Linked DNA regions of Homo sapiens: all the other regions are linked to region 1. Evidence: read pairs that join two places in POLR2A ChIA-PET (ENCODE). Cell type or tissue: OCI-LY7. All regions are shown on one strand. Each heading gives the region's core, and the rest is flanking DNA. Links, peaks and the distances in the headings are about the cores only.

Region 1 (7,504 bases), core at 1,101-6,100:
TGTGCAGTAGTGATGTCAGGGATTTTAGGGTATACATCACCCAAATAATGTACAGTGTACTCCTTACATAATACCTCATTGTCTGGCCCCTCCCACTGCCCCCACCACTCCGAGTCTCCATTGTCCATCATTACACACTCTAAGTCCATGTGCACACATTATTTAGCTCCCACTTATAAGTGAGAACATGCAGTATTTGTCTTTCTATGTCTGACTTATTTCACTTAAAATAATGGCATTCAGTTTCATCCACATTGCTTCAAAGGACATGATCTTATTCTTTTTAATGGCTGAACAGTATTCCAATGTATGTGTGTATATATATATATATATATAAATATATGTATATATGTGTGTGTATATATATGTGTATATATGTGTGTGTGTGTGTGTATATATATATATATATATATATATATATATATATATATAACATTTTCTTTATCTTATTCATTGATGGACACTTGGGTTGATTCTACATTTTTGCTATAGTTCAACCTGATTTTTGAGGGAGGGGCACTGCAGAGCATAAATTACATCTCAGAATTTATTCACCTTGGGGCAAAGGAGTTGGCCTTTTGTATTCCCACATACTTCTGTTATTGGCCAGTCAGCAGGAGGTGTCCCCCACCACAGGGAGGAACCAGGAGAACAAGGAGGACCCAGTGAGCCCGAGCAATCTTCTCATGGGTGGGAGTGCCAGCCTGTTAGCAGCAAAGCACATTAGAGGGGCTCCAACAATGTACTCCAAATCTACGCTCAACAGGAGGACTAAATAAGTGGGATAAGCAAAAGCTACTTAGAATTTTAAAAACGCTGCCTGAATATAAGAAATAATTTTATTCTGGTGCATTCTTAGGACAAATGGAATCATTCCAGAACCTTCTTTGAAATCAGAATCAGACACACTTGCAGTAATCTGACTCTCTCCCTGAGGAATCTGATATGAAGACAGTCATTTAGAAAAAGGAGTTGTGGCCAAAGCTGGATATTGTTTCACTGAATTTACAGAATTAATTCTTTTAACTAATTCTGTTCAGATAAAAGATCAAGCCTAGCAGACAAGTGATTTAGCCCCAGGCCACATAACTGGTAATTGACAGAAGCTGAATGAAGTCAGGTCTCCGGACACTCAGTCCAGAGTCCTTTCCAGTCCCTGCCTGCCCAGCATTAGGAAGCGATTTTGCTTTCTAGCTGGGCCAGACAGGGATCCAGGAGGGAAGAAGTGAGGGAGACATTCCCTTCTTTGACTCTGATCTTCAGCATTTTTGAAGCCCACTCAGACATGGAGAGAGACTAAGTCTCTTGAATGCTTTTCAAGTCCTTCTCTACCGTGGATGGGAAGGAAAGCATTCCTGAGACTCATTTGTAAAGACTGCATGATGTGACAAAGTCACATGAATACAGGAAGCCATCAGGCCACAGTGAGGAAAGGAAGCTGGGGACAGGGGGCTGCTTTGCTCCTGAGAAGGCTATCACAGTGACAATTGTGATCTGAAGGTCCTCAGAGTTTAGTAGAAGGAAAAAAATCCATCTCCTTGCATTCTTCTTCAGGCAGTCTTATGCAGTGCTTATGTATAGCTGCCTAGTCCAAGGTTTTTTCATTTTGTTTCTTCCTCTTTTATAAAGAAAGATGTTATTTGCAGGAAAAACATGAGTGAGAGATAAGGGATCTGAGCAGTCTCATGTACTTTGCCAGGCCCTTTTATGGAATGGGAGCATCCTTCATGCAAAATTCATGGAGTCATTCTTATGAGAAGTTCAGCATGCCTACTCTTTTCTATGGTCTTAGATTTCTAAGAAAAATGTGCATCTCTAAAGAAAAAAAGTTACTTGCCAATATATAAAGCCTTTTAATTTGTACCGATGCTTAAAAAAAAAAGTTTAAACAAAACCCAGATGGAAGCTGTCTAAATGCTTGGGTTAGAAAGAAGATTGGGTCAAATACAATAGCAAGTCCTAAAGCAATAGCCTGCTGCAGGGAGTATACATCTATCCACATTTAGTCTAAATGTAGAGTGACCTTTCACTACCAAGCCTTGAGCTTAAAGTTGGCTGCAGTTATTGGAAATCATTTCCAAAGGTCACTTGTAAAAAAAAAAAAAAAAAATGAAAAGAAAAAAAGTAATATGGATTTAAAGATACCTTTCATACATGTAGAAAGCCAAGGCTGCCATGCTAGTTAAAATACTATGGGAGAAATCATTGCTGCAGTGATGAGTTTTGAAAATAATCTAAAAGGTCTAGGGCTATACAGATAGCAATTTAATTTTCTTTCCCTATCCATTAGTAGAATTGTTCCTATGTGCATTGCTAAGCTATTTACCAACACCATATTATAAGCATCCGAAAAAGAATATGCATTATTACACTTAGGAGGGAGTTACTGAGAACCATTTGCTTTCATTAGGTCAGGGATATTACACTGAGGCCAGGCAGAGAACATTCCCATGAGCAAAAGTCTGACTCTCATTCCAAGTGGTGACATTTATATGCAGGGTGTCCAACATGTCATTAGAGATTTTCAAAGGGCATATATAGCCAAAGTCACTAGGGCATGATGCGTGCACCACCTTAATAACTTAAAAAAAAAAATTCACAGGCTCAGCAGGAGTATAGAAATACTCTTATGTTCATCAGTGAATGCTAAATGAGTCCCCTTTGTAGATGCAGGCAGAAAGAGAGCAGGCATGTGCATGTGTAAGAAATAAGACATGCTTTGATGATTCTCAAAGACATCTGCTCTTTTCCTGTGGTTTTTTTTTTTCTCCCAATGTAAAATTTTGTTCAAAGTGGAAAATAGATTTTTTTTTGCAATAAAACAGAAATTCATAACAAATTGTTCTATTTTATTTAATTAGAAATCTCTTTGTCTCAAAATTTTTCTTTTTACTCTTCCCAACTAACCCGTTTCTTTTCTCTTTTTCTGATGTGTGTGTGTGAGTGTGTGTATGTGTGTGTGTGTGTGTGCTGCTCTTCAGAGTAGATTGCTAAGGACAATGACAATATCTATTTAGATACTTTATTTAGGACTTGTATATTTATTTTTAAATCCTTTCATTTATTAAGTTTATTAAGTATTAATAATCTTTTCATTTATTGCCACCCCTCACAAATGTATAGAGCATCTCTCGTGTGCTAGAACTTTCCTAGCCACCTGAACCCACTTAGATGAAAAATAAGACACCTCTCTGTTCTCACAAACACTCGTCTGTTTTTGTTAGCGAAGACAGAAGTGTCTATCATGTGAGTTTTGTGATGCAGAGGGATAAACACATGTTCAGAAAAACATCTGACTTCCAGTGTTGCTTCTAACACTTACCAGCCTCGTAACCAGAGGGAAGAAACTTCATCTAAGTCTTAGTTTCTTCAACTGTAAAATGAGAAAAAATAATATCGGTCCTTCCTACCTCACAGGGCTGTGGAGAAAATAAAATGAAAGTAAACATTATGAAAATGCCTCATAAATTTCAAAGTGTTATGCAAATTCAAGGCACTAATGCACTGAGTAAATGGCAGACTTGATGCCTGGCTCAGAGCTGAACAGAGTGGGTTCCCTACAAAGGGACGAACCCAAGGGAGAGTCAAGACCTTAGCCAATAAGAATTTTCTAGGTGACTCATGTGACAAGGCCTATCTGTGGTTTTTGTGGTTTTTGTTGTTTCCGTTTTTTTTATTTATTTTATTTTATTTTATTTTTTTTAAAGATTGTGGCAGGTATGTCGGGGCACAGAAGGGTCTTTTATCCTTGAGCATGTTACCCTGTGCTATTGCCTTTTGGAAATATGCCCATCCTATTTTGTTGTGAGAGTTTGACCATAAATAGCTCTCTTCTAAAATGTGAACACTTTGTGCCTTTTATCTTCTTGCTGGCAACCCCTTGCATCTTTCTTTCGTTTTACAAATAATAATGCTTATAATAGAATATTTGGGGGAGGCCAAAAAGGAGAAGTGAGAAAAACATCACCCATAAGACAATCACTGTTAACATTAGTTTATTTCTTCACTTTCTTTTTTTCTATGCATATATGGAAAAAAACTATATTTGGTTTTATATAGTTATGGACAAACTGCATATCCAATGTTATAGTCTGCTTTTGTTTCCCACATAAGGTAAAATAAGAAATTTCCTTTATTTCCATTTTTTTCTGCCCTCTTATCATTCAAAACTCATGTTCTTCCTCATCTTCCTTTGGTAGCTCCCCATGTTTTGCTGATTTGATTTACAAGGCCTCATCTGCATTCTAATGACATGTTTCTGCCACTAGAATCCATCTCTCTTCTTCTTCTAAGAGTTAATTTAATTGTCTATATTTGTCATTTTACCAAGAGCTCCTTCAAGTAGGAGCCACGTCTATTTGTCTTTTTGTACACAGAGATCAGATCAGTGCTTGGCATAAACTGCTCAAGAAATATTTGTGGAATAGACTACCAATTCCTATGATAAATTCTTAGCAAAAATCATGTGTGTCTGCCCTCTAGACCATTGAGTTGATAAACTATAATTTCCTTAAAAATTCCTCAATTGCTGGTTTCCATATTGTTACTACACTACAATTAACATTTTAAACGTATTTTTTCTGTGTTTCAGATTGTTTTTAAACTTAAGATTCATAAATGAGAAATTCTAGGTCTCAATATTTTTTAATGAATTTTGACATGTATTTTCCAATTGCTTTTAAAGAACTTGGATCTACTTTCATCACTTTCAAGCTATATCCCAGAGTTCATCAAGACTACATTAAGACAGGATGGATACTCTTTCCTCCAGGAAGCCACCTCTGTTTCCCTACCCACTCTACCTGTTAAGCTTAGGTGTGTCTCCTCTGTGCTTCTATATAACCCTTCACTATAGAGTTAGGATGTTTTGTTATGGTTATATATTTACTTGTCTTTCTTCCAAAGAAGACTATGAGCTCCTTTAAAGGAAGAGGCAAATGTAATAAATTATTACAATCCCTAGCGCCTAGAAGTGTAACAGATTCACAATACATTCTTATTGACTGTAAGAAACCAGTGCTTAATCCAACTATATAAAAAAAATGACCCATGAATGAAGATAATAATGGCAATGATTATGTACCAAACATAAATTGGAGGATGAGAGAGATGAGGAGACTACCGATTTATTCTTTACTCTGGAAACTTTGACAGAATTAATGTTCAGTACATGCTATAATGTTCGATTATTCAACAGTTCACACACTGGAGTCAGGAAGTTGCCCAACACTGAATTTTCCCTTCTCCATCAGCCTGCCTTTACTCCATTTTATATGTCAGGTTTCCTTCCTCTAAAAATTCTTAGGGTTTACCACTTCAGCATGCAGATTTAATTACTGGTAGTGCTGTCTAAGGCAAGCAGTCCTATCAGTGCTAAATCTGTTTAAAAAAAGTCCACACTTTTCTTGGGGAAAAAAAAGGTTTTATAATTTATAAGAGTTCATAATGAATATTTTACCAAGGGCAGAAAATGAGCAAAGAGGTATGAAAGAGGCTATGGGATTATTTCCTAGCAACCCATCGGCCAAAACGAAGCCTAAATATGCTATGTCCTAAATCCCAGTGCAGAAAGAATATGTAAAAATGAAGTGATCTTAAAGAATATATGTGCTTTTTTCACTTGTTCAGTTTTTCTTCAACATGCTGATCAATATCCTCTATATAGAAATGATCATTAAATATGTAAGGAGAGTTCTGTGATGTTGATGGAGCCACAGGAGGCTCCCTTTTTCTTATATTCACATTCTCTAATAGCAGAGTTGGATTATTGCATTTTTTCTAGTTTCTCAAGTTAAGAAGTAGATTGGGAAATTAGAATTGGTTACAGGCTGAATTTTACATGTTAAAGGCTTTTGACTTAAAAAGATATTGGTAAGAAAGAGCCAAGGGTTTCTTTTTACAAGGCCAAAAGCATAAATATGCATAACCAGACAAAGTCCTCCACACCTAAATACCAAGTTATAAAAAAATCTTGCTCCTAACCCATGTAGACATGATGCTTACTCTTCAGGGTGAGGTATCCACCTTCATTCCATTCACAAAAAGTAGCCACTCATGTCTAGGATCCATCAATGTGTGAATTCTTGACACTTAGCTGCAGCAAGTATTTGCTAAGTGGCATATTCAGAACAGAGCCGCATCTATCATTCAAGTGTTACTAATTTCCATTGTAATGAGCACTTGAGAATGAACAGTAAGTTCGTTGTTCAGGAATACATGTGCAATCCTGCTGTTGATGGCCCATAAACACGAACTCATTTTCCAACCCTCAGGGCTTGCCTCTGGCACATGGAATTTGGAGGTATGATTTCTGTGGGTAATTATCCCACTTTGCATGTGTACAGTGCTTTGTAGTTAACAAAGACTTCCATTACATAAACTTGCACATCCAGTAGAAGCGGAGGCCTGACAATTTAATTATTACTATTAAATTGAAAGCTAACTGTAATCATTTCTGACAAGTCCCCTATCTTTGTCAGCAAATTTAGTGGGTTGAGTCAACTGCTAATTTGAATCCAGTCCATTTTCCTCCATGCCGTCATTGCCCTAGTTGAAGTTCTTATCAGCTCTCTCGATCAGCTGCAATATTTCTTCTAACCAGTCTTCTGTATTCCAGTCTCCCATCCTCCCCTTCCCACTTCCCAGTAAATCCTCCACACAGCAGTCAGAATGACCTTTAGAAAAGCAAATCTATTATGTTATTTTCCCTCCTTAACATCATTCAATGGCTTACAGCTGCCTTTAAGATAAAGTACAAAATCCTCCGCAGAGTAAAAAAGACCCATGATGTAGTCTCTGCCCAGAGGCTGAATTCTGAGTCCCTCAACACTGAAAAGATTACAGTGATCCACTTTCTACTTCCTCGTCTCTTCATCCACATGTAATTAAGAAGGGAAGAAACTATAAAACATGAAACACATATGTATGTTGTAGTTAAAATAGTTTCTTAAAACAGTTCTGATTACAAAATTGTGGATAAATTTATCAAAGCTAAACTCCTTTTACCTTTTTTTTTTTTTTTTGCCCTCTGCTTTGCAAGTGCCCCTAAGAATACTCAAACTTTGCCAGTTGGGTGATCTAGAACTGAGCTGTTTCTCTAGCAAAAACAGTCAAGCAAACAAAACAGTAGCAACAAAACTCAACATATGTCACTAAGGAACCTTTTGGTTCATTCAGCCATTCACTTAGAGTAAATTCATTGTGTGTCAGACACCGTTCCAGACCTTACTGGGGACGGGGGACACACAGTGAATGGGATACTGTTGCTGGCTTCAAGGAGCTCACAGTTTAGAAGGGATGGGGATGAGGGGTTATACAGTAAAGGTTTTCCAGTCTTTTCTTCAACATCTCATGCAACAGGTATCTCTGTGTTCCTAACCTCCTTGAAGTCTCCATTTACTGTACCTTGTTCCATGATTCCACATGATGGTCCTTCAAGTACTTATTCATTTATTCAAATATTAAGTCATTTCTTTTCCACGTGATAGTTCTTCAACGATAAAAT
Region 2 (7,504 bases), core at 1,554-6,553, 590 kb after region 1:
GCACACGCGGGACCTGTTCCCACCTAGGACCACAGGCTCAAGGTGGCAGGTAGATGCAGCCAGCAGGCGCCTCTCCTCCAAAGGGAACCAAAGGAACCAGTAGATTTTCACACTCGGAACAGATCGACTAAGAGAACGCAGGGATTCAGCTGAGAAGTCACAGGGAGCCTGAGGAGCTGAGCAGAGGCAGCCGGGCAGCCTGAACGGAGAAATCGGATTGGCAGAGACCGCCTGCAGCTCCCGGGTAGGGGAAACGGGAAGATGTCCCCCACTACAAAGCAAATTGACAAACTTGTGTGTCTGGAATTGGTTCCTTCCGGTGGGTTCTTGGTCCCATTGACTTCAAGAATGAAGCTGCGGACCCTTGTGGTGAGTGTTACACTTCTTAAAGATGGTGTGTCCAGAGTTTGTTCTTTCAGATGTTCAGATGTGTCCAGAGTTTCTTCCTTCTGGTAGGTTCATGGTGTTGCTGACTTCAGAAGTGAACCAGCAGACCTTCGCAGTGAGTGCTACAGCTCTTACAGGTGGCGCGTCCGGAGTTGTTCATTCCTCCCGGTGGGTTCCTGGTCTTGCTGGCTTCAGGAGTGAAGCTGCAGACCTTCGCAGTGAGTGTTACAGCTCATAAAGGTAGTACAGACCCAAAGAGTGAGCAGCAGCAAGATTTATTGCGAACAGCGAAAGAACAAAGCTTCCACAGAGTGGAAGGGGACCTCAGCCAGTTGCCGCTGCTGGCTCCGGTGGCCAGCTTTTATTCCCTTATTTGGCCCCGCCCATGTCCTGCTGATTGGTCCGTTTTACAGAGTGCTGATTGATGCGTTTTTACAGAGTGCTGATTGGTGCATTTACAAACCTTTAGCTAGACACAGAGCGCTGATTGGTGCATTTATAATCCTTTAACTAGACGGAAAAGTTCTCCAAGTCCACACTTGACCCAGGAAGTCCAGCTGGCTTCACCTCTCACTTGGAAGAAGCGATTTACACAGGATGTGCAGATCTCAACAAAAGGACACAGGAAACATGAAAAAGCAAAGAAATGTGACGCCTCCAAAGGAACCCAGTAATTCTCCAGCAACCAATCCCAATCCAAAAGAAACTGAAGATATTTTGGATAGAGAATTGAATATACTGATTATACAGTCAATGGGCAAGGTGCAAGAGTCATTTGGAAAAGAACAAAGGGAAAAGATGGAAACAAGGGTCTGCAGGAACAATTTACCCACTGCAATGATATTTTTAAAAGGAACCTGACAATACTTCTGAAACTGAAAAAAAATCACTAGATGAAATACAAAGTAAACTCAAAAGCTTCAATGACAGAATAAAACAAGTAGAAGAAAACCTCTCAAAACTTAAAATCTGAAGCATATGTCTTAAAGGTTTAAAGGGTTATACTCTGGTCATTAATGTGAGTGAAATCTGCTGGGTCAATTGTTATACTGGGGTCTTGCATAATCATTAAAGTGAAATGAGAATAAAAAGGAAAAGAAAAGAAAAAGAATATACTAGGCCCAAAAATCAGTCAAGCATATTTCAGAGTATCACTGAGTTTCGGACTATGTCAGTGAGCAAATTTGAGAGTATTTCAATGAGTGTTTATGTTAAAGAATTATGTTCATGTTCTCGAAGACTCTTATGGATCTGATAAGACTTCCATTACTCTCCTTACAATTAAATTGTCATGTGTTGTCACTAGATATGTCACATTGAGATCTGTGTATACTCTTCCCCAAAGATAAATTCACAAATTGCTGCCAGTGAAACTGCAATGTTTGGAACACTCTTGTGAGGAGATTCTCTCTAAAGAGACCTACAATCTGATATTGCTACTGAAAAACAGAGACAAAACCCATCAGTTAAAGCCACCTCAAATGTGGTAGTGGATTTGTTATAGACTGTCAATGCTGCCAATCATTTCTGCTCCAAAATGACTTTTTTAAAAGCACCAAAACAATTTCCCCATTGTAAACAGACACTAGTGGTGAGAAAAAAATATGGGAGTGATAGAAAGGCAAGCTCTAGCAAGATATTTAGTTAGAAAAACAAAACAGAAGAAAAACAAAGAAAAGAGAAGAATTATATAAGCAGAGGGCTAAAGCCAGTGTAGCCAATGTAATTAATTGTTGTTTGGGGTAGAAAATAGGATAAAGGGACAGTAGAAACACCATTGGAAGTGGTCCCTACAACTCTTATATCTTCAATTTGTTCCTTTCTTCATATTTAAAATCCACAACTTGGGCATGGTGACTCATGCCCATAGTCCCAGCTACCTGAGATGCCAAGGCAGGAGGACTGCTTGAGCCCAGGAGTTTGAGGCTGCAGGGAGCTATGATTATGCCATTGCACTCTAGCTTGTGCAACAGACCAAAACCCTATCTCTAAAATAAAAATCCATAATTAGGGCCCTAGAAAAATGAACAATTCCTGGCTTGGACAATCACACAGACACACACCCACACACACACACACACAACTGTATTAAAGTGTAAAGAGGAAAATAACTTTCACTGCTTTTTACCTCTGTTGAGCCTCCACTCTTTCCATAAGTAGTATTGTCATCTTTCTGAACGAAGCACACGAGGCTCAGAGGTGTGACCTCAAGTCCTAAGATCACGAAGTCACTGAGCAGCAGAGCCTGGGTTCAGACAGGGGCCCATGGTGTTTTTACTACTTTATCCTAGAATGCCTGGATACTGTAAACTTTTGCATTGCATAATGTCATTAATAGCTATACATTTCACCTGGTTCCATAAAGCTAAGATATCAAGAACACTTTGAAATTGTTAAAGAGAACAGCAGATTTCATTTGTATGTTGCTCTAAAGTTTGCTAATACATTATTCTTCTACTGTAAAATGAAATTATCAGAAATAAGATCCATAGCTAAGATACAGTGGAGAAGGAACCCAAATGTTATTTCCTCATTTCCAGTATGCTTTGGACTACATCATGACTGTCTTAGTTTCCCTAGAAATTCGTCAATTCATTCAGTTTACACATATACCAGAATGCTTACTATGTGTTAGGCACTGCACTAAGTGTTGAGACAATGGTGAGAAATAACCAAATACACTGCTTGCTGTCAGGGAACACAACTAACAGTGAACAAATAACTTATGTACCAACATTCAATCTCCTATGAAAGAAATTATGTGTTTCATGGAGGGCATGTAATGACTGGGAATGGGGAAGTGTGAGTCTGACACAGTCATAGGCGTCAGGGGAGAAATTCCTGGTTCTAAGATCTGAAGAATATATACAAATTTATCAAAAGAATGGAGGTGAGAACATTCAAGGAAAGGTAATAGCAAAGGTCTTGACACTAAAGAGAATACGGTGGGTTCAAGAAACTAAAAATGCATCTATTGTGGCTAGAGTTCAGAAAATGAGCAGGAGGAAGATAAGAGATGAAACTAGAAAAGGTAGTCAACACCAGATTACTCATGGACGCACAGGCCATTTCTCATATTTCTGGAGGCAGCGAAGTCTAAGATCCAGGTGTCAGCAGATTTGCTTCTGGTGAGGTCCACTTCCTGGTTTGCAGATGGCCATCTTCTCATTGTATCCTTACATGGCAGATAGCAGAGAGAGGAAGCAGACTGTCCTGTCTTCACCTGTAAGGGCACTAATTCCATTCACGAGAGCTCCACCCTCATGACCTAATTATCTCCCAAAGGCCTCCTATATCATCTCCTTGGGGTTAGGGTTTCAACATAAGAATTTTGGGGTGACACAAACGTTCAGTCCGTAACACCAGGTGAAAGATACTGGTTTTAATTTGAAAACAAGGAGAAGCCCCACAGAATTTTCAGCAGGGTAGATATGATTTATGTAACACCAATATGTATACATGCATAATATGAATGAGACATCTGCCAATTTCTTTTTCAAGTGTATTTTTTGAAGCATGAATGAGAGTTGAATTTTGACAATTTTTTTTTTTTTTTGGAGACAGAATCTTGCTCTGTCCCCCAGGCTGGAGTGCAATGGCGCAATCTTGGCTCAGCTCACTGCAACCCCTGTCTCCCAGGTTCAAGCAATTCTCATGCCTCAGCCTCCTGAGTAGCTGGGATTACAGGCACTTGCCACCACACCTGGCTAATTTTTTGTATTTTTAGTAGAGACAGGGTTTCACCATGTTGGCCAGGCTGGTCTCGAACTCCTGACCTCAGGTGATCTGCCCACCTCAGCCTCCCAAAGTGCTGGGATTACAGGCATGAGCCACAGCGCCCAGCCAAACTTTCACAAACAATCTTTTAATGCTCTATGAAGATAATTGCATGCTTTTCTTCTGTTATTAATATGATTAAGTCCAGTTGGTCATGACATGATATATGTTGTTTTTATAAGGATGTGGGATTCTGTTGCTAATTTATTGACATTTTTGTGTTGATACTCATAAGTGAGATTGCACTATAGTACATTTGGTATATTCTTTGTCAGTTTTAATATCAATGTAAATTTATTTCATAAAACAAATTTGGAGGTTTCTTACTTTTGCAGTGGTCTGGAATGGTGAAATAGGATTGAGAATACCTAACCCTGTGAAGTTTGGGAGCATAATGCAAGAAGCCATCTGGTCTTCAAGTGTATTTTTTGTGGAAGAGCTCTTTTACAACTTTCTTTAACTCTTATATGAAAATTTGTCAGAAGAGAACTTCTATCTCTATTGCAGTCAATTTTATTAATTGCATTTTTCCAGAAAGTTAAACATTTTATATCGATTTTCAAATTTATTTATATAAAGTGATGCAAAGAAGTCTCTTTTAAATTTTTCCTCTCTTTGGTGGTTATTTAAACTTTCCCATTTTATGAATTTTGCTTTCTTCTTTTATGAAAGTTTGATTTGCTAGAAATTTATCTATTTTGTAGATTTTTTTTCCTCTAAAGTACAAGCCTTTTGATTTATTAATTAATTATGTTGGTTTGTGTGTGTGTGTGAATGTGTGTGTGCATGTGTTTTAAGATTTTCTAACTCGTCAGTTCTTGTCTTCTCCTTTTTTTTTTTTTTCTTATTTGCTTCTTGAGTTTGTGATGCCTGTGAACTTCCAAGTGGAGCTGTCAGGTAGGCAATTGGATGTACAGTTCTGGACCTTAAATAGAAGTTTGAAGTAGAGATATACATTTGGACATTACTGCATGTTCCTGTTACTATCAATATGTAACAAACCACCTCAAACTTTATGGGAAGGGAAGAATCATTTTATTGTGCTCAAGGGGTCTGTGAGTCAAGAACACAGAAAAAACACAGCAAGGATGGCTTGACTCTGTTCTGTGATGTTCAGGCCACAGCTGGAAAAACTCAAAGGCAGGAGGGCAGCTCCACAAATGGGGCTGGAGTCAGCTGAGGGCTCCTGCACTCACATGTCTGGTTCCTAACCAGAAAGAGCCTAAAGTCTAGGACTGCCGACTAGAGCAGAGAGCTTTCATGTTGTGTCTCTGTGCAGCTGGCTTCCTTACGTCATGGCAAACTCAGGAAAGTCAGACTTCTTACTTGGTGGTTCAAGAACCCAAGTCGAGATGTTCTAACAAGCCAAACAGAAGACTCTCCATTTATGACTTATTCTCAGAAATTACTCAAACTCAATTACACTGCGCATTATTGGTTATAAGCAAGTCACAAATCTGCCCAAATTCAAGAGCAGAGTAATGAGATTCCACTTCTTTTATTTATTTATTTTTTTAAGATGGAGTTTTGCACTTGTCGCCCAGGCTGGAGTGCAATGGGGCGGACTCGGCTCACTGCAGCCTCCACCTCCTGGGTTCAAGCGACTCTCCTGCCTCAGCCTCCCGAGTAGTTGGGATTACAGGTGCCCTCCAACATGCCTGGCTAATTTTTGTATTTTTACCAGAAATGGGATTTCACCATGTTGGCCAGATTGGTCTCGAACTCCTGACCTCAGGTGATTCGCCCACTTAAGCCTCCCAAAATGTTGGGATTACAAGCGTGAGCCACCACGACCGGCCGAGATTCCACCTCTTGATGGAGGCTTAGCAAGATTCTGAAAGGGTTTTTGAGACAGGAGATATGTAGATATGTATGTGACCATCTTTGGAAAATACAATCTTCCGCAGTATGTACATTGCACCTGAAGCCAGTAGTCAAGGACCAGAAAGCCTCATAAGAAGAGAGAGAAGAGGTTCTAAAACTTGGATGTATGTTCAGAATCATCTAGAGGATTTGCTGAGCTTCACTCCAGAGTTTCTGATCTAGTAAATAAGTTTTGAGATTCTGGGGTGGGGCCTGAACTGTGCATCCTTGACAGTATCAGATTTGTTGATGCCACTGATTCAGGGATCCCACTAGTACAGACACTGAGATAGAACCAAACGAAAAAAGGGCTGAGATAAAGCCCAGAGGAGATTCCAATAAAAGAATGAGCCAGTACAGTTTACTGAGAATATGCACCTAAGAGGGAGTGTTGTCAGAGAAGCCAAAAGCAGATAGTGTTTCAAAAGAGGTCAGAAAGGGAAGGTTTCTTTCATGGTTAATTCCATTACCAAAACTTTATTATCTTTCTTTCATCCTATTGCTCTGAGAGTTTCTAATTTAATTTACATCAGAAGATAGGATTTGCTTTTATTTTATTTTGACCTGAATTTTATATGTACACCCTTCTGTGGCTGACACATTTCAAAGTCAAATGTATTTGACTCAGATATATAAATTCAATAATGTGTCCTAGGTACAGGGATTGAAAGCTCCTCATTTTCTACTTTAACAAATGGTGGTAATAGTCTATTATTTTATAGGCTCAAAGATCATTTGTATTTTACATGATATGACATTACGCTTGCATTTGAATTTAACCACAACTAATGCCCTGGGAATCTACATGTAAAATAGAATAATGATGTCATACTAATAGTCTGATTAGAAATTAACCAAGACATTTTCTGATTTTCTTAGTCTCTCTCCACCCACCTTTATTATATTGTCACGCTGCGTGGGTATGAATCACAAATAGAGCTCAGTCTAAACAAAGGTAATCTTTCTAGGCAAAACAATTGTTGGAATTATATTTTCCTTGATAGAACTGAAAGAAGACTCTTAAAATTTAGTGGGAACTGTTTCATTTGGTCATTTGAAAAACTACTATTGGCCAGGAGTAGTGCCTCATGCCTCTAATCCCAGCATTTTGGAGGCTGAGGCGGGTGGATCACTTGAGGTCAGGCCAGGCAAGACCAATCTGGCCAACATGGAGAAACCCCACCACTACTAAAAATACAAAAATTAGTCGGGCGTGGTGGCGGGTGCCTGTAATCCCAGCTACTTGGGAGTTTGAGGCACTAGAATTGCTTCAAGCCGGGAGGCAGAGGTTGAAGTGAGCGGAGATCATGCCACTGCACTCCAGCCTGGGTGACAGAGCAAGACTCCATCTCAGAAAAATAAATAAATAAAACAAAATAAAATTAAAAGGGGCTACTATCGGTTTAAAAATATGGAAGAGAAAATAAAGAGATAATAATGGTATCAATAACAGACTTGAAGGGAGCCAACATATTTA
Region 3 (7,504 bases), core at 1,554-6,553, 530 kb before region 1:
AGTGTTTTTGTCTACTGATTGTGTAATGTCTCATCATTTCTAGGTTGGTTTATTTATTTTTATTTTTATTATTTTTTTTGAGACAAAGTCTTGCTCTGTTGCCCAGGCTGGAGTGTAGTGGCATGATCTTAGCTCACTGCAACCTCCTCCTCCTGGGTTCAAGCAATTCTCCTGCCTCAGCCTCCTGAGTAGCTGGGATTACAGACACACACCATCATGTCCAGCTAATTTTTGTATTTTTAGTAGAGATAGAGTTTTACCGTGTTGGCCAGGCTGGTCTTGAACTCCTGGCCTTAAGTGATCCACCCACCTTGGCCTCCCAAAGTGCTGGGATTACAGGCATGAGCCACCTGTGTCGGCCTCTGGGTTGGTTTAGATTTATTTATTTTATTTTATTTTTTACTATGAGTTATATTTTCCTGCTTCTTTGAATGCCTGGTAATTTTAAAAATTAGAGACCAGTTATTGTGAATTTTACCTTATTGGGTGCTGAATATTTGTGTATCTCTATCAATATTTTTTGACTTTGTTTTAGAATGAAGTAGAGTTAATTGGAAACACTTTGATCCTTTTGGGATTTGCTTTTAAGCTTTGTTAGGTAAGATCTGAGCTGTGTTTAGTCTAGGGCTCATTTCCCTCCAGCACTCTGGCATTCTGAGGACTCTAACCAATGCCCCATTCATTATGAGGCTTTCCACTCTGTCTGCTGAGAGCAGGAACTGTTTCTGGTCCTGGGTGGGCTATGGGGATTGCTTTCTCTTATTCTTCTATGTAGCTTTTCCCCTAGGCTTGAGTGATTTCTTCCAACACATGCACTGATCAGTACTCAGCTGAATAGTCTCTTCTGTTCTTCAGTCTTCTCTTTTTTGCACGTATCTCTCCCCTGTCCATTGCTCTGCCCTATGAATTCTAGCTGCCTTGGCTTCCCTGTACCACCGTCTCCATCTCTTCAACTCAGGCAAAGCATTAGCCTCTGAATGGGTTACCCCTCCCTGCAACATGGCCTGGAAACTTCCTCAAGGCAGTTAGCCAGGGCAATCATAGGGCTCACCTTGTTTGCTTTCCACCTCTCAGGGATCACTGTCCTCTGCTGCCTCATATTCAATGTGTTGAAAATCATTGTTTCATATATGCTGTCCAGTTTGTGAGTTGTTTCAGGAGGGAGAGTAATCTGTTACTTCATATTGGCCAAATGTGGAACACTTGAATGACTTTAGATTAGTCAAAATCCAAAGTAAACATCAAAAGAACCAAAGTGCTTGAGGGATTTAATATTACTAGTAATTGATTCTCTATTGTATGTCAGTTATTATACTTTACATTAATTCTTATTTAATTGAGTGCTTATGAATAGAAATAAGTTCTCTAAGAGTTGGAGTAAGGAACATGAAACCCATACTCTGCCTAGTTCTACAAATAATAGACTTCAGTTGTGCATTTCATCTGTCATCGACAATCATTTAGTTAGCACTTACTAGGTGCTAGGACATAAATAAGTCAGATTTCTTCCACTGAAGATCTTAAGGATGGCCATTAGATTAGTAAACATATACATGTAGATATTTCAATATTAAGTTGTAAGTATGATAATAAAAGTATAAATCGGGTGCTTTAGGACCATAGAGATGGGTCACCCATCTGAGGAGCACATGAAAAAGTGGTGATGGGTAAAGAGGGTCTTGAAGGATGAGTGGCAAGTGATTAAACAAATAACAAGATAAATGTATTACCAAGCAGGGAGACTCGGAACAATATGACATACAGGGCATGGTGGCTCATGCCTGTAATTTCATCATTTTGGGAGGCTGAGGCAGGAGGAGCGCTTAAATCCAGGAGTTTGAGACCAGCCTGGGCAACATAGTGAGACCTCATTTCTTTCTTTTCTTTTCTTTTTTTTTTTTTTTTTTTGAGACGGAGTCTTGTTCTGTTGCCAGGCTGGAGTGCAGTGGTGTAATCCTGGCTCACTGCAACCTCCGCCTCCTGGGTTCAAGCGATTCTCCTGCCTCAGCCTCCTGAGTAGCTGAGATTACAGGCACGCGTCACCACGCCCGGCTAATTTTTGTATTTTTAGTAGAGATGGGGTTTCACCATATTAGCCAGGGTGGTCTTGATCTCTTGACCTTGTGATCCACCCGCCTTGGCCTCCCAAAGTGCTGGGATTACAGGCATGAGCCACCACACCTGGCAATGAGACCCCATTTCTACACACACACACACACACACACACACACACATACACAAAATTAGCCAAGCGTGGTGGCGGGTGCCTAAAGTCCTAGCTACTCAGAGGCTGAGGTGGGAGGATCACTTGAACCTGGGAGGTCAAGGCTGCAGGGAACCATGATTGTGCTACTGCTGCACTCCAGTTTGGGCAACAGAGTGAGACCCTGTCTCCAAAACAAACAAACAAGACAAAACAAAAAACAGCAAACAAAAAAACCCGAATATGACACTAAAAGTATTTTGTAGGAGGCCAGGGGTAGCCCCAGGTGAGGCTGAGGGGTAAGTAGAGTTAGATTAAGGGGGCTTGGATGCCACACTAAGGAGAGAAGATGATTCTAAAAACAACAAGGAAACACCGTCAGGCTTTTAACAGGGGAGTAACCAGGCTGCAATGTGGAGGATGGATTTTAAGGGGTGACAATCTCAATTCTCAAGAGAAAAACCAATTAAGATCCTTTGGAAATGGTCCATATAGGAGGAATTGATAATATGACATTGGTAAGTGGAGATAGGGGTGGAAAGGAAAAGACCAATTTAAGAAATATTTAGATGATACGTTCTGTAGAACTTGGTGACCATGTAAGTGTGGGGATTGCAGAAATGGCTCCCTGATGTGAACAGAAAGGAGCATCCTGAACTGAGATAGGAAATCTAAAAGGAGAAAGGAAAGGCCCAGGGGCCAAAATAAGCTCGGTTCTTGATAGTCCAATGGGAATGCTTGGCAGATCCTACATCTATCATTGCTTATGACAAAATATATTGAATCAATGGGTTTACATGGCTTACCCTCCTGCCTGACTAAAAGTCAAATGGCAAGGTCATGCCTTATTCATCTTGTATCCTCAGGGCTGGCTACCCCACCCGAGCTCTGGGAGACGTCTGCCTGCAGCACAGGTGACAGGAAAGCCATCGATGGTTGAGATCTCGCAGGGAGAGTAGAGGAGACTGAGAAAAGCAGTGACATGCAAGAAAAAGACATTCACACCTGGGGTGAGAATTTGAGAAGTAAGTGGCCTGGTGGCCTTGCATTGTCTGTGGCTCTTCCATGGGCCCTGTGAAAGGCCACCTCAATGCAGGCCTGCAGCCCTGTCAGTGTCCAGGCAAGTCATTCCCTTTGTATGCTTTTAATATCTACATGAAGGCTCCTAGTGATTGTGCAGAAGTCATCTCCATCCATCACTTGACTAACTTTGGAAGAAAAGTGGGGAGTGGATGGTGGAGGAGGGGTGTTATTGCAGACTGGACAGAGGCAGGAAGCTATTGGAAAGAAGAATTTGGGGTGTGTGTGTAGTTTTTCTACCATTCCTTTCCTACCTAGAGGAAAATAACTGATTTTGATATTGTAATGGCAGTAGGGAAAAGATTATACAGGTCAAAATTCTGTTTTATAAACACATCTACCATGCTTAAACTAAGAGCTATAGCTGAATTATTTTCATGAATATGCATTCTACTTAGAATTTCAAATTTTCTAGTATTTATGTATTTAAGAGACCAAACATTTAAGAATATGACTTATAGAAGAACAACATCTTAAATAATTTTAAAAAATTTCAAATAAAGAGCAATAATGGATGAACATTTAAATTTTAGGGGCACATAAGCCATCTGCCTCCCACCATTGCCCCTTCCCAAGCCAGTTTCCCATTACTGCTGATTAACTTAAAAACCCAGCTGCGTCAGATTGCTCAAGTTGCAGACCTTTAGATGATCCTGTAAGGCCTCCTCAAACTGGATTTAACCAACTGATCTTGCTTCTTTTCCAACGAGTGTGATCCTCTGTGACAAGGATTTGATCTTCAGCTTTTGGGACAGGCTTTCCGAGTCAAGTTCCAAAGTTTGAATGGAACGCACAATACATGTTTCTGTGGCTTTTTCAGTCCCGATCAACAGCATAATTTAATACTTGTACTATCTGTTCCCTTTTCTGACAAGCACAATCTGATAAACAGATTGGGAGGAGCAGTGCAGCACTGTGTGATTCACACTGGGAATGAGGGGAAAAGGAGAGACGGAGAGAGAATGAACCTGGAGTCCCATGAAATGCAGTCAGATTGAGCTCTCTGACGCGAATGTTTTAGCGCATGCAAGGGAGCTTTGTGGTCAGTGGTTAGGGTCATCGATTTACATTCCCCTTCAAATGCGGAAGTTTTGAAATCATTAAGTTTCAAAGAAACTCACCTAGATTAAAATACAAGGGAAAAGACGGACCTATACACCTACAGTAGGCTATTGTTACAGGTGGTAGATGCTATGGTAATTACTTCCTGTGCTGGTTTCTGTTCACTTAAGACTCTGACAGCTTTTTAAGAGGAGGTATAAGAATTCTGTAGCTGGTGGGCTATTTCCACAGGATTGGGCAGTTTTCTGCCTAATTAGGAAAGGATGAAGGCCCTTGGATTAAATGTCACTTAAGTACTCCCTGCAACGCCCCCAACACACATCCCCTACCTCCTCCATTAACTCCATTTGGAAGTACTCAGTCTGAACTTCAAAAGAATAGCAGATGCCAACTATTGTTTACATCAGTGAAATCATAAAAAGGCACATCACAAAAGCACACTCAGAAGATCCTTATTTACTGTTCTTAGGCTACGCTAGGGAGCACAATGACGTTACCCAGTGTTTTTAATACTTGTCTGAAGAGTCACTGTATTGGGCATTATTAAAATATGGAGTCCCAGCCTCTTCACTTACAAAGTGGAATTCAGACTGGGCATGCTGGCTCACGCCTGTAATCCCAGCACTTTGGGAGGCCGTGGTGGGCACATCATATGAGGGCAGAAGTTCGAGACCAGCCTGGCCAACATGGCAAAAACCCGTCTAAAAATACAAAAAAATTAGCTGGGCATGGTGGCGGGCGCTTGTAATCCCAGCTACTCAGGAGGCTGAGGCAGGAGAATCACTTGAACCCAGGAGGCGGAGGTTGTAGTGAGCTGAGATCGCGCCACTGCACTCCAGCCTGGGTGACAGAGTGAGATTCCATCTCAAAAAAAAAGTGGAATTCAGAAATCTATGGGGAGATGGGGTGGCGGGGTGGTGGTGGGCTGGAATTATAACTTAAAAACATGCCTTTTGTGTGTCTTAAGAACAGGCAAGTTTGGAAATCACTGATAGAACCTATGATCAACTTTTATGGAAAAGAGCTGCCCGACAGTGACAAAGTCAGACACAATGCATATTCTCAGGGTTTTAGTCCTATATATGAATATTAGTCGGTCACAAATGTTATTAGTAATTCCTACCAGTAGATTCCTACTAATAGTTACTGCAATGACATTTTTGTCTAGTGTCTTACAATGGAGCACACTGCAGCTGCCAATGACAGCAAGCTCATTTTTTGCATGGGTTGGAAAAGGAGAAAGAGTTGAGTTCAAAGTATTATTCAGACCTGGTGTATGTGTATGTGAATAAGTGTTGTTCTTTGTTATCAGAAGATATTATCAAATCAAACTAAAAATTTGCATCAAATTTTCATTTTTTATAAAGTATGTCCTCGATCAACTTAGTTTTTGTGATCTCACATGCAATCCCACCCAAATGGAATTTTTCTAGAGTGTCTAAAATTCTTTTATTTCATAACTCTCAGAGTTGCAAAATATAAACAGGATATTTATAGTCTCATAGTGTCATCCCACAGGTAATCATTAATTACAAAAAGAAAAAGCTACCTTTACACTGGATAATTTGGTGAATGTTACTTTAACCAAGAGGCCAAAACTGCCATTACTAATATGGGTCAAACTGAGTCTTGTGATATAATTCACTGAGGACATGATATCACCTATGTCTGCAGATGTCTTGTTTGGGCTGTACATTTGAAAAAAAAATGAGTTAGCTCCAATATTTACACATCTAGAGATTTCACACAAAAGTCTGGATTCCCAGGTTTTCTAGAAAAATGAGATGTTTAAGTAGAAGGACGCCGTTCTCCTATAGCTGCAACCTGCTGGGGTTGAGTAGGGGCTGCTCCTTCAAATGCTCCAGTTTGGCCATCTCTTACTGATTCATGTAACTTGCCCAGCCCTTGGAGACATCTGAGTTTGCTGCGCTAACACTAAGGTGATGTCTTATTTTCTCATACAACTTTATGTCATCAGCTCTTAGCCTGCTTCATTCATCATGAATGGATGAATGGGGAAAACAGCCACTTAACTGCCCCTCCCACCAACAGACTGTTCCCGGACAGTCAAGCCTGCAGACTCCCTAAATGAGTATCTGCCCACCTTCTGTGATTCTCCAATGGTTCCTAAATAAAGTCCAAATCCTTGTCTGGCAGTCAAGATCAGCTCCCCTCTCACACTCCCAAAATCCAATTCCACCTTCCTTTTCTAGCCCATGCTTCCCTCGTCCCACACCATGTGCTGACCCTGCCTTGTGCTTCTCCAGCTCAGAGCCTCTGCCCCACCCCCAAATACTCCTTCCTTGCAAAGCCTACCCATCTTGCAAGCGCCACCTCCCCAAAGGATGGTTTTTCTAATTTCCCAGACTAGATATGATCCCATATGATTGGGCATTTCTAGAATCCTTGGTTTGTAAATATGAAATGACACATATTCCATTGTGCCTTGGACAGTAGTTAGGTATGCACATACCTTAATTCACCTCTAGATGTGCAGAGAGCCCCGCTCCTCTCACTCCCCGGAAACCCACAGCGGAAACCATGTCATGGTCGCCCTAGTATCAGCAAAGCCAAGTGCCCAACATACTGAAGAAGATGGTCAAAATACTTAACTATAGGAGTGCATTTCCGTTATAAGGAGAAAATGCTATTAACTAATAATCTACTCCTTCCTCCTATTGCAACATAAAAACTTACTTTTTCTTAAATAGTTGTTTTGGGTCCTCTTTATAAAACTTAATCAAACATTAGCCTTTATCATATCCTTTATTTGATGTCTTAGGTTCTTAGTTACTTTAACCAAGAAATAGAGATGGATAATACAACCTCCAGTGTGGTCATAAGGATTGAATGAGTTAACAGGTAAAGTGCTCAGTATGGGTCTGGCACACAGCAAACACTAAATGGATGACTATTATTATTATGGAGAAACTCCTCATCTAATATTTGGAACCAATTTATAAGTGGCTTGCCTTATTCTAGTTTTCTAAAATACTTCTTAGAAAAGAGCAGGTCAAATAGTGTAGCTTGTCTGCCCTAGACTAAAGAAATATATTTTGCTAAAGAAAAAAAAAAAGATTATTTCAACTATCAAAGATTCAGGCAACAGTGGCTTTGAGATAGTCTTGCTCTGTCGCCTGGGCCGGAGTGCAGCAGTGC

Evidence for each region. ChIA-PET counts read pairs that join two places held together with the same protein. Peaks named below come from ENCODE experiments on the same cell type or tissue, not always from the same donor. Only the 100,000 strongest peaks of a DNase experiment are listed, where the experiment ranks them.
Region 2: POLR2A ChIA-PET joins it to region 1 with 5 read pairs; 2 of 35 experiments call an interaction of 5 or more read pairs at or near these places.
Region 3: POLR2A ChIA-PET joins it to region 1 with 5 read pairs; 1 of 35 experiments calls an interaction of 5 or more read pairs at or near these places.

What each region holds. Positions count from the first base shown.
Region 1 is chr18:26,975,334-26,982,837 of GRCh38, forward strand. The region is part of intron 4 of CHST9 (carbohydrate sulfotransferase 9); the gene reads right to left. All of the region lies in intron 1 of LOC124904275 (a long non-coding RNA gene), which reads left to right. Among named protein-coding and RNA genes, the nearest start is that of AQP4, 110 kb to the left of the region's middle. RefSeq lists enhancers at 3,346-3,395, 3,796-3,845. In OCI-LY7, for the core only: no CTCF peak of the experiment used is centred there; DNase peaks (open chromatin) are centred at 2,678, 3,578 and 3,898; H3K4me3 peaks cover 1,072 bases; H3K27ac peaks cover 2,499 bases.
Region 2 is chr18:27,568,959-27,576,462 of GRCh38, forward strand. All of the region lies in intron 2 of LOC107985126 (a long non-coding RNA gene), which reads right to left. Among named protein-coding and RNA genes, the nearest start is that of LINC01908, 350 kb to the left of the region's middle. RefSeq lists an enhancer at 389-1,588. In OCI-LY7, for the core only: no CTCF peak of the experiment used is centred there; no DNase peak of the experiment used is centred there.
Region 3 is chr18:26,444,621-26,452,124 of GRCh38, forward strand. It overlaps LOC124904274 (a long non-coding RNA gene), which reads right to left. Exons shown (of 2, transcript XR_007066322.1): 2 at 5,776-6,007. Among named protein-coding and RNA genes, the nearest start is that of LINC01543, 25 kb to the left of the region's middle. In OCI-LY7, for the core only: no CTCF peak of the experiment used is centred there; a DNase peak (open chromatin) is centred at 4,491; H3K4me3 peaks cover 610 bases.